2 separate regions of the Homo sapiens genome follow, and region 1 is linked to region 2. The links are chromatin contacts, found by Hi-C or POLR2A ChIA-PET in ENCODE. All regions are on one chromosome and are shown on one strand. The core of a region is the stretch at or near the end of the contact, and the rest is flanking DNA. Distances in the headings are between cores, read along the strand shown. Region 1 holds the start of SRM (spermidine synthase). Region 2 has its middle 3.8 kb from the start of CIROZ.

Evidence for each region. Hi-C counts contacts between places; a loop is a spot of excess contacts on that map. ChIA-PET counts read pairs that join two places held with the same protein, here RNA polymerase II (POLR2A). Pooled maps may share reads with other maps.
Region 1: a pooled map shows a loop between it and region 2 (5-fold over the local background). The contact joins the promoter of SRM here to the enhancer-like site in region 2. A Hi-C loop is called at or near these places in 1 of 37 single-sample maps with no recorded cell type and 3 of 50 pooled maps. POLR2A ChIA-PET finds 5 or more read pairs at or near these places in 4 of 52 experiments (GM10248, HEK293T, RWPE1 and 1 more).

What each region holds. Positions count from the first base shown.
Region 1 is chr1:11,057,943-11,061,965 of GRCh38, reverse strand. It overlaps SRM (spermidine synthase), which reads left to right and starts at 1,948. Exons shown (of 8, transcript NM_003132.3): 1 at 1,948-2,189; 2 at 2,621-2,741; 3 at 3,074-3,166. The coding sequence starts at 2,023. RefSeq lists silencers at 1,499-2,028, 2,239-2,428.
Region 2 is chr1:10,983,836-10,988,010 of GRCh38, reverse strand. No RefSeq gene overlaps it. Among named protein-coding and RNA genes, the nearest start is that of CIROZ, 3.8 kb to the right of the region's middle. Within about 2 kb of position 1,435, at least 2 of the 41 ENCODE cell types and tissues checked have a DNase peak (open chromatin) inside an H3K27ac peak, as active enhancers do.

The DNA of each region.
Region 1 (4,023 bases), core at 699-3,198, 73 kb before region 2:
TGCATCCAGGCCTGTCATCTACGGCCACCATCCTCAGCTTCAGAGCTTATGATCTGGCTCAGGGAACACAGACAAGTACTGCCATCTACAGCCACCATCCTCAGCTTCAGAGCTTATGATCTGGCTTAGGGAACACAGACAAGTACACGGGCAGTTACAACCCAGAGGCAGAAATGTCTTGGAGGAAGTACAGGCAATGTAGGCAAACACCTTGACCCAAGTACAGGATTGAACCCAATCAAGCCTGTAGCACTGGACACACTGATTGACTCTGTCTTATCCACTACGTGGACATTTCAAGAATAATCTTCGTTCCTGGAACAAGTCCATGGAAGCTGTTGCCTAGCAATGTTTTTTATTTTTTAGAGACAGTCTTGCTATGTTGCCCAGGCTGGTCTCGAACTCCTGGGCTCAAGCGGTCCTCCTGCCTCGGCCTCCCAAAATTCTAGTATTATCAGCCTGAGCCCCTGTGCCCAGCTGCCTAGCAATTTTTTTTTTTTTTTTTTGAGACGGAGTTTCACTATCGTTGCCCAGGCTAGAGTGCAGTGGCGCAATCTCAGCTCACTGCAACCTCCAACTCCCGGGTTCAAGCGATTCTCCTGCCTCAGCCTCCCGAGTAGCTGGGACTGCAGGCGCGCACTACCATGCCCAGCTAATTTTTGTATTTTTAGTACAGACGGGGTTTCACCATGTTGGCCAGGATCGTCTTGATCTCTTGACCTCGTGATCCGCCCGCCTCCGCCTCCGCCTCCCACAGTGCTGGGATTACCGGGGTGAACCATCACGCCCAGGCACCTAGCAATTCTTTAGCGGTCTTGGTTTACCTCCCCTTTAGAAGGAGCTTAAAAGCAAGCAAGGCACATTGTTGCCTAGGCTTGAGGCTTGCTCTCACCCATAAACAACGCTGTTACTCTGCTCTGGGGACGACACAGGAAACGTTCCCCACCTCCAGGTGGAGGCTGCAAAACGTGTCAAAACCATCCCTGACATAATGTCAAGAGTAGCTTATACTAGTTTCATCTTCCTTCCTTGGCATTCGAACTGCGTGTGGAACAATTAGCATTTAATATTTGGTAATTAGCATGCTTAATGTGATTCTGAGAAGTTCTTTGACATTCTCATAAAAACAGCACATTCCCACCCACCCTTCAAAGAGCAAGACCCAGTTTGTCAAGAAAAATTGCGTGCCAGTCTTTTCTGGTGCTGAATATGTATGTTCTGGGCCTCTTCCTGGACACTGCTGGTAAATTTAGAAACTCGTTTAGAAAAGCACTTCTCTCGTATTCAACAGCCTATAGGCTCATGGCGCAGAATCTAAGGGAAAATGGCTAAATCCAGCTTGTGAATTCGCGGGCTGTGATGATTCTTTCCAAGTAAATAAAAACCCTCGGTTCGCCCCGACGAGCCACATAATCTGTTCAAATCCAACAAGGAACCAGATTTTGGACGCAAAGAAGGATACGTTCTACTCGCCCCGTGCAACAACGTAAACCACTGTAGCCACCCGCTCCCGTGTCTCCAGCCCAAAGGCTGACTCTCCAGTCCGCACGTCGCAGCGCTCTTGCCCTCCACACCAAGCCCGAGTCCCGCAGCCCCTCGAGGCCCTCGGTGCCTCCCAACCCCGAGAAGGAAGCGGGGGCCGGTGGTGCACCGCCCCGGCTGCTTGGGGCGGAGGAAGGACCCGGACCCCTTCCGCCGGCCCAGCCCGCCCCGGAACCCGACCCGGCCGCCCGGCCCCGGCCGGGCCCCACGTGGCCCCTGGAGCGGGCCGCACTACCCTGCTGCCGCCGACGGACGGCGCGCCACAGCCACTCTGCGCCGCTCTGCGAGCCGGTGGCCAATGAGCGCCAGGCGAGGCCGCTTTGCCATTGGCGAGCGCGGGCTCCGCCCCCGCCGGCAGGCCCCGCCCCGCGCCCGGGTTAGGTTGCGGCGCGGGCGGCGGGCGGAGCTGGTCCCGTTGTGCTGCGGCGCCGCGCGGCCTGCAGTCCCGGGCCCGCGCCCCGCGCCGCCCGCCCGCCCGCCATGGAGCCCGGCCCCGACGGCCCCGCCGCCTCCGGCCCCGCCGCCATCCGCGAGGGCTGGTTCCGCGAGACCTGCAGCCTGTGGCCCGGCCAGGCCCTGTCACTGCAGGTGGAGCAGCTGCTCCACCACCGGCGCTCGCGCTACCAGGACATCCTCGTCTTCCGCAGGTACCGCCGCTGCCCGCAGGCGCCTGCCCCCTAGGCTCAGCCCGGGCCGCCTGCTGCCCGCCTCACGGGCCTCTCCACGCCGGGACCCAAGCGGGCTGGACCTCGTCCTGCCCTGGCCCCCTCGCCACCCCTCACACCGCCTCCCTGGGCTGGGGCTGGGACTGCGGGCTGGCCTCTTGGGTGGGGGAGTCGGAGTCTGCGCCCCGCTCCACGTGTCAGCCCTCAGGACACGTCAGAGCCCGAGGAGACCCCGGGTCCCACCCCGGCCTCCACCCGGCGGCCCGCCTGCCGTTCCTCGCCACGTGTCACCATCGCTCCTCATCCCTGGGACCCCTAGGCGGGATGGGGAGACCCTCCTCACCCAGGGCGGCTTGGGGTACGTTTTCCCCACCCCAGAGAACCCAGGTCCCCGACTGTCACTCCGCCCGCAGTAAGACCTATGGCAACGTGCTGGTGTTGGACGGTGTCATCCAGTGCACGGAGAGAGACGAGTTCTCCTACCAGGAGATGATCGCCAACCTGCCTCTCTGCAGCCACCCCAACCCGCGAAAGGTACCCCAGTGTCCCCTGGAACAGTGCCGGACGAGGGGCGGCCCCAGGTGTGCTCCGGGCTCTTCCCAGATGCTGCCTGCATGGTTGTCAGAGAAAGTGCTAGCGAGGCCAGGGGCGTCCCGCGGAGGGGTGGGGGCCGACACTGACGCGGCCTCGGAATCCTAGGGCAGCCCTGGAAGGAACTTCCAGGAAAGGGGACACCGGCACGAAAGCGTTTCCGAGGGTAGAAAAAGATGAGGCCCGTGGGTCCGAGGGGTCAGGGGGTCTGCTTCAGGGGCCTGGGGGCTCCCAGTCCTGCCAGGGCCCCTGCCTTGACTGCCCCCTCCTCCCAGGTGCTGATCATCGGGGGCGGAGATGGAGGTGTCCTGCGGGAGGTGGTGAAGCACCCCTCCGTGGAGTCCGTGGTCCAGTGTGAGATCGACGAGGTGAGTGCCGGCGTAGAGCCAGGTTTGAGTCCTGGTTCTCCCAGCGGCCAGCTGTGCCCTGAAATGGCTGCACACCCCCGAGCAAGGCAGGTAGGGCCTGTTTCTCCATCTGGAAAACACCTGGTCGGGGAGGGTTCAGTAGGAAAACCAGATGGCAGAGGGCCTGGCAGGTGGTGAGGGCACCTGCGTGGCGAGCTCTTACTAAAACTGAGCTGATTTTTTTTTTTTTTTTTTTTTTGAGACAGAGTTTCGCTCTTGTTGCCCAGGCTGGAGTGTGATGGTGCGATCTCGGCTCACTGCAACCTCCACCTCCTGGGCTCAAGTAGTTCTTCTGCCTCAGCCTCCGGAGTAGCTGGGATTACAGACATGCGCTACCATGCCCGGCTAATTTTGTATTTTTAGTAGAGACAGGGTTTCTCCATGTTGGTCAGGCTGGTCTCGGACCTGGCGACCACAGGTGATCCGCCAGCCTCGTCCTCCCAAAGTACTGGGATTACAGGCGTGAGCCACCACGCCCAGCCGACTAAGCTGATTTTTAATCTGAGCCCCAGGCAGGGCCCCAAGACAGCTCAACTATTTGTACGTTACCCCTTACACTCAGTAGCTGCTCACTAAAATCATGCTACGTGCCAGGTGTTGCCCGGGTATGGGGACAGTGGTAGACGACAGATCAGTCCCTGCCCTCTAGGAGCTGATGTCCTAGTTAAAGGAGACATCAGATGGCCAGACGTGGTGGCTCACACCTGTAATCCCAGCACTTTGGGACGCCAAGGCGGGCAGATCACCTGAGGTCAGGAGTTCAAGAGCAGCCTGGCCAACCTGGTGAAACCCCATTTCTACTAAAAATACAAAAATTA
Region 2 (4,175 bases), core at 186-2,685:
TCTCTCTTTCTCTCTTTACTTTTCTTTTTTTTGACGGGTCTCACTCTGTTGCTCAGGCTGGATTACAGTGGTTTGATCATGGCTCACTGTAGACTTAACCTCACAGGCTCAAGTGATCCTCCTGCCTCAGCTTCCCAAGTAGCTGGGACTACAGCCACCCTGCCCGTTTATTTATTGTTTATTGCTTTTTTGAGACAGGATCTTGCTCTGCTGCCCAGGCTGGAGTGCAGTGGTATGATCATGGCTCACTGCAGCCTCAACCTCCTGGGATCAAGTGATCCTCCTGCCTCAGCCACATCAGCCTCTCCAATAGCTGGGACCATAGGCAAGTACTACCATGCTTGGTTAGTTTTTTTTTTTTTTTTGTAGGGACAGAGGTCTCACTTTATCGCCCAGGCTGCTCTTGAACTACTAGGCTCAACAAATCCTGCTGCGATTACAGGTGTGAGCCATCGTGCCCGGCCTGAATCATGCTGCTTCTTTCTTTCTTTCTTTCTTTCTTTCTTTCTTTCTTTCTTTCTTTCTTTCTTTCTTTCTTTCTTTCTTTCTTCCTTCCTTCCTTCCTTCCTTCCTTCCTTCCTTCCTTCCTTTCTTTCTTTCTTTCTTTTCTTTCTTTCTCTTTCTTTCTTTCCTTTCTTTCTTTCTTTCTTTCTCTTTCTCTTTCTCTCTTTCTCTCTTTCTTTCTCTCTTTCTTTCTTTCTTTTTTTTCAGACAGGGTCTCTTGCTCTGTCGCCCAGGCTGGAGTGCAGTGGCACAATCTCGGCTCAATGCAACCTCCGCCTCCCTGGTTCAAGCGATTCTTGCACCTCAGCCTCCCAAGTAGCTGGAATTACAGGCGCCCGCCACCATGTCTGGCTAATTTTTGTGTTTTTAGTAGAGGTGGGGTTTCTCCATGTTGGCCAGGCTGGTCTCAAACTCCCGACCTCAGGTGATCCACCTGCTGTGGCCTCCCAAAGTGCTGGGATTACAGGCGTGAGCCACCGCGCCCGGTCTCATGATTCTAATAGAGCAAAAAAGACCGTGTTTCACCAACAGGCTGCATTGCCCATTCACCTTCTGCCTCTCAGGCAACCAAGTATCTAGTTATTTTGTGTGTTTGTAACTGACTGATCAGGAGGAACTTCAGCAAGCCTGGTAATAGTTTGGTTAAATGTTGGTTTCCTCCTCATAAAAGTGGTAAGTAATGGTGCCAGATCTCAGCAAGATGGACATCCTGAAAAGGCCTGGGAAGCTTGGCAGTTGGAATCAATATGTATATTTTTAGTAATCGTTAACCTCTAAGTATCAAAGGAGACCAGTGAGTGGGTCAGTGGTTTCTGCTTTTGAAAAACCAGCTCAGTGGGTATTTGCAAGAGAAGGAAGGTGTTAATAAGAAAACCATGGGGAAAACCGTGCTGGGGCTGACTTGGCCAATTCTCACGGCTTCCAACTATTGCATAAAAGCTACTCTTGACCGGGCGCGGTGGCTCACGCCTGTAATCCCAGCACTTTGGGAGGCTGAGACGGGTGGATCACGAGGTCAGGAGATCAAGACCATCCTGGCTAACACGGTGAAACACCGACTCTACTAAAAACACACACAAAAAAATGAGCCAGGCTTGATGACGCACGCCTGTGGTCCCAGCTACTCAGGAGGCTGAGGCAGGAGAATCACTTAAACCCGGGAGGCAGAGGTTGCAGTGAGCTGAGATTGCATCACTGCACTCCAGCCTGGGTGACAGAGCGAGACTGTCTCAAAAAAAAAAAAAAAAGAAAGCTATTTTGAAAATGTGATTTTCCCAAATGGAGAAATGAAATTTGAGCTCCACTGGAAAGACCCCAATGAAATTGCTTTCTCTAAAAATATCTAAGACGGGAGCCCCTACTGCGTGTGTGTGTGTGCGCGCGCATTTCTAGGAGTGTGTGGGGCATATGCTAAGAGTTTTGTATAGGGTTGTGTGTGTAGGTGGGTTTCAGGGTGTGTGTGTAGAGATGTCTGTGGCTATGTTTATAGGTGTGTGCGTGTGTGTGTAGGAGGAATGGGGTTTAGGGTATCAGATTAGGAAAGAAAACCTGTTTTTCAATTCCTGTTTCTTCTTCTCTTTTTAAGATTTAAACAACAGCTCCAGGGTGGTCCTTGCAGGTTCTCTGAGTGAGCTGTGTACCAGTGATGTTTGCCCTGGCTTTGGCGTTTCTGTTTGAGGCCTTATGAAGTGGGCCAGGGCATCTGGGCCTCCTCCAGGGCCCGTGAGGGTTTCACCAGCTGTGTGTTCTGATCCTGCCTGCTTCTGTTTGGTGTGATGAGGGCCTTTCACCTGAGCGTGAACAGATCCTGGTGACAACCAGCTTCCATGCACCACTCTGGGTCTCCACTTCCAACTCCATGTCTTCTTAGGCGGCTCATGATAAATCCCGAGCAATTTGGGATTAAAGGAAAAGTTGGTCAACAAAAAGATGAGTTAAAAAGAGAAACAGGGCTGGGTGTGGTGGCTCACGCTTGTAATCCCAGCACTTTGGGAGGCTGAGGCGGGTGGATCTCGAGGTCAGGAATTTAAGTTCAGCCTGGCCAAGATGGTGAAACCCCGCCTCTACTAAAAATACAAAAAATTAGCCAGGCGTGGTGGCAGGTGCCTGTAATCCCAGCTACTCGGGAGGATGAGGCAGAGAATTGCTTGAACCTGGGAGGTGGAGGTTGCAGTGAGCAGAGATCGTGCCACTGCACTCCAGCCTGGGTGACAGAGTGAAACTCCGTCTCAAAAAAAGAAAAGAAAAAGAGAAACAGGCTGGGTGCAGTGGCTCACACCTGTAATCTCAGCACTCTGGAAGCCTGAGGCAGGAGAATCACTTGAGCCTAGAAGTTTGAGACCAGCCTGGACAACGTAGTGGTATCTTTCGTACGGACCCCATCTCAGAGACCTCTGGTCTCTGTCTCTTGTTTGTTTGTTTTTTGAGATAGGGTCTTGCTCTGTCGCCCGGGCTGGAGTGCAGTGGTGTGATCTCAGCTCACTGCAACCTCTGCCTCCTGGGTTCAAGTGATTCTCGTGCCTCAACCTCCCGAGTAGCTAGAATGAGTGATATGCGCCATGATGCCTGGCTAATTTTTGTATTTTTAGTAGAGATGGGGTTTCACCATGTTGGCCAGGCTGGCCTCAAACTCCTGACCTCAAGTGATCTGCCCACCTCAGCCTCCCAATGTGCTGGGATTACAGGCGTGAGCCACCGTGGCTGTTCCCTCTGGTCTCTTTTGTCTCTAGAAAAAATTTAAAAATCATCCAAGCATGGTGGTGTGTGCCTGTATTCTCAGTTACTCAGGAGGCTGAAACAGGAGGATTGCTTGAACCCAGGAGGTCGAGGCTGCAGTGAACCGTGATTGCACCATTGCACTCATGCCTGGGTGACAGAGTAGGACCCTGTCTCAAAGAAAAAAAAAAAAGCCAAATCCCAGATATGTGGGAATGTGACCTTATTTAGAAATAGGGTCTTTGCTGATGCAATCAAGTTAAGTGAGGTCATACTGGATTAGGCTGGCCCTTAATCCAGTAATTAGAGTCTTTATAAGAAGAGGAAAATTGGGGCCGGGCGTGGTGGCTCAGGCCTGTAATCCCAGCACTTAGTGCCCCTGTACTCCAGCCCGGTGACAGAGTGAGACTCTCTCTCAAAAAAAAAAAAAAGAAAAAGAAAAATGTGGACAGAGACACCCAGGAAGAATACCATATGCTGGTGACGGAGGCAGAGATGGGAGTGATGCAGCTACAAGCCCAGGACACCCAGGACTGCCACCAGCCACTAGAAGCTAGGAAGAGGCAGGGAACGACCCTCCCCTGGGATCTTTAGAGAGATCGTGGCCCTGCTGACACCTGGATTTTGGACTTCTGGCCTCTAAACCTGGGAGATAATTAGTTTCTGGTTTTTTTTTTTTTTTTTGAGATGGAGTTTCGCTCATCACCCAGGCTAGAATGCAGTGGCGCCATCTTGGATCACTTGCAACCTCCGCCTCCTGGGTTCAAGCGATTCTCCTGCCTCAGCCTCCTGAGTAGCTGGGATTACAGGCGTGTGCCATCATGCCCGGCTAATTTTTGTAATTTTAGTAGAGATGGGGTTTCGCCATATTGGCCAGGCTGGTCTCGAACTCCTGACCTCAGGTGATCTGCCAACCTCAGCCTCCTAAAATGTTGGGATTACAGGCTCTCTTTCTC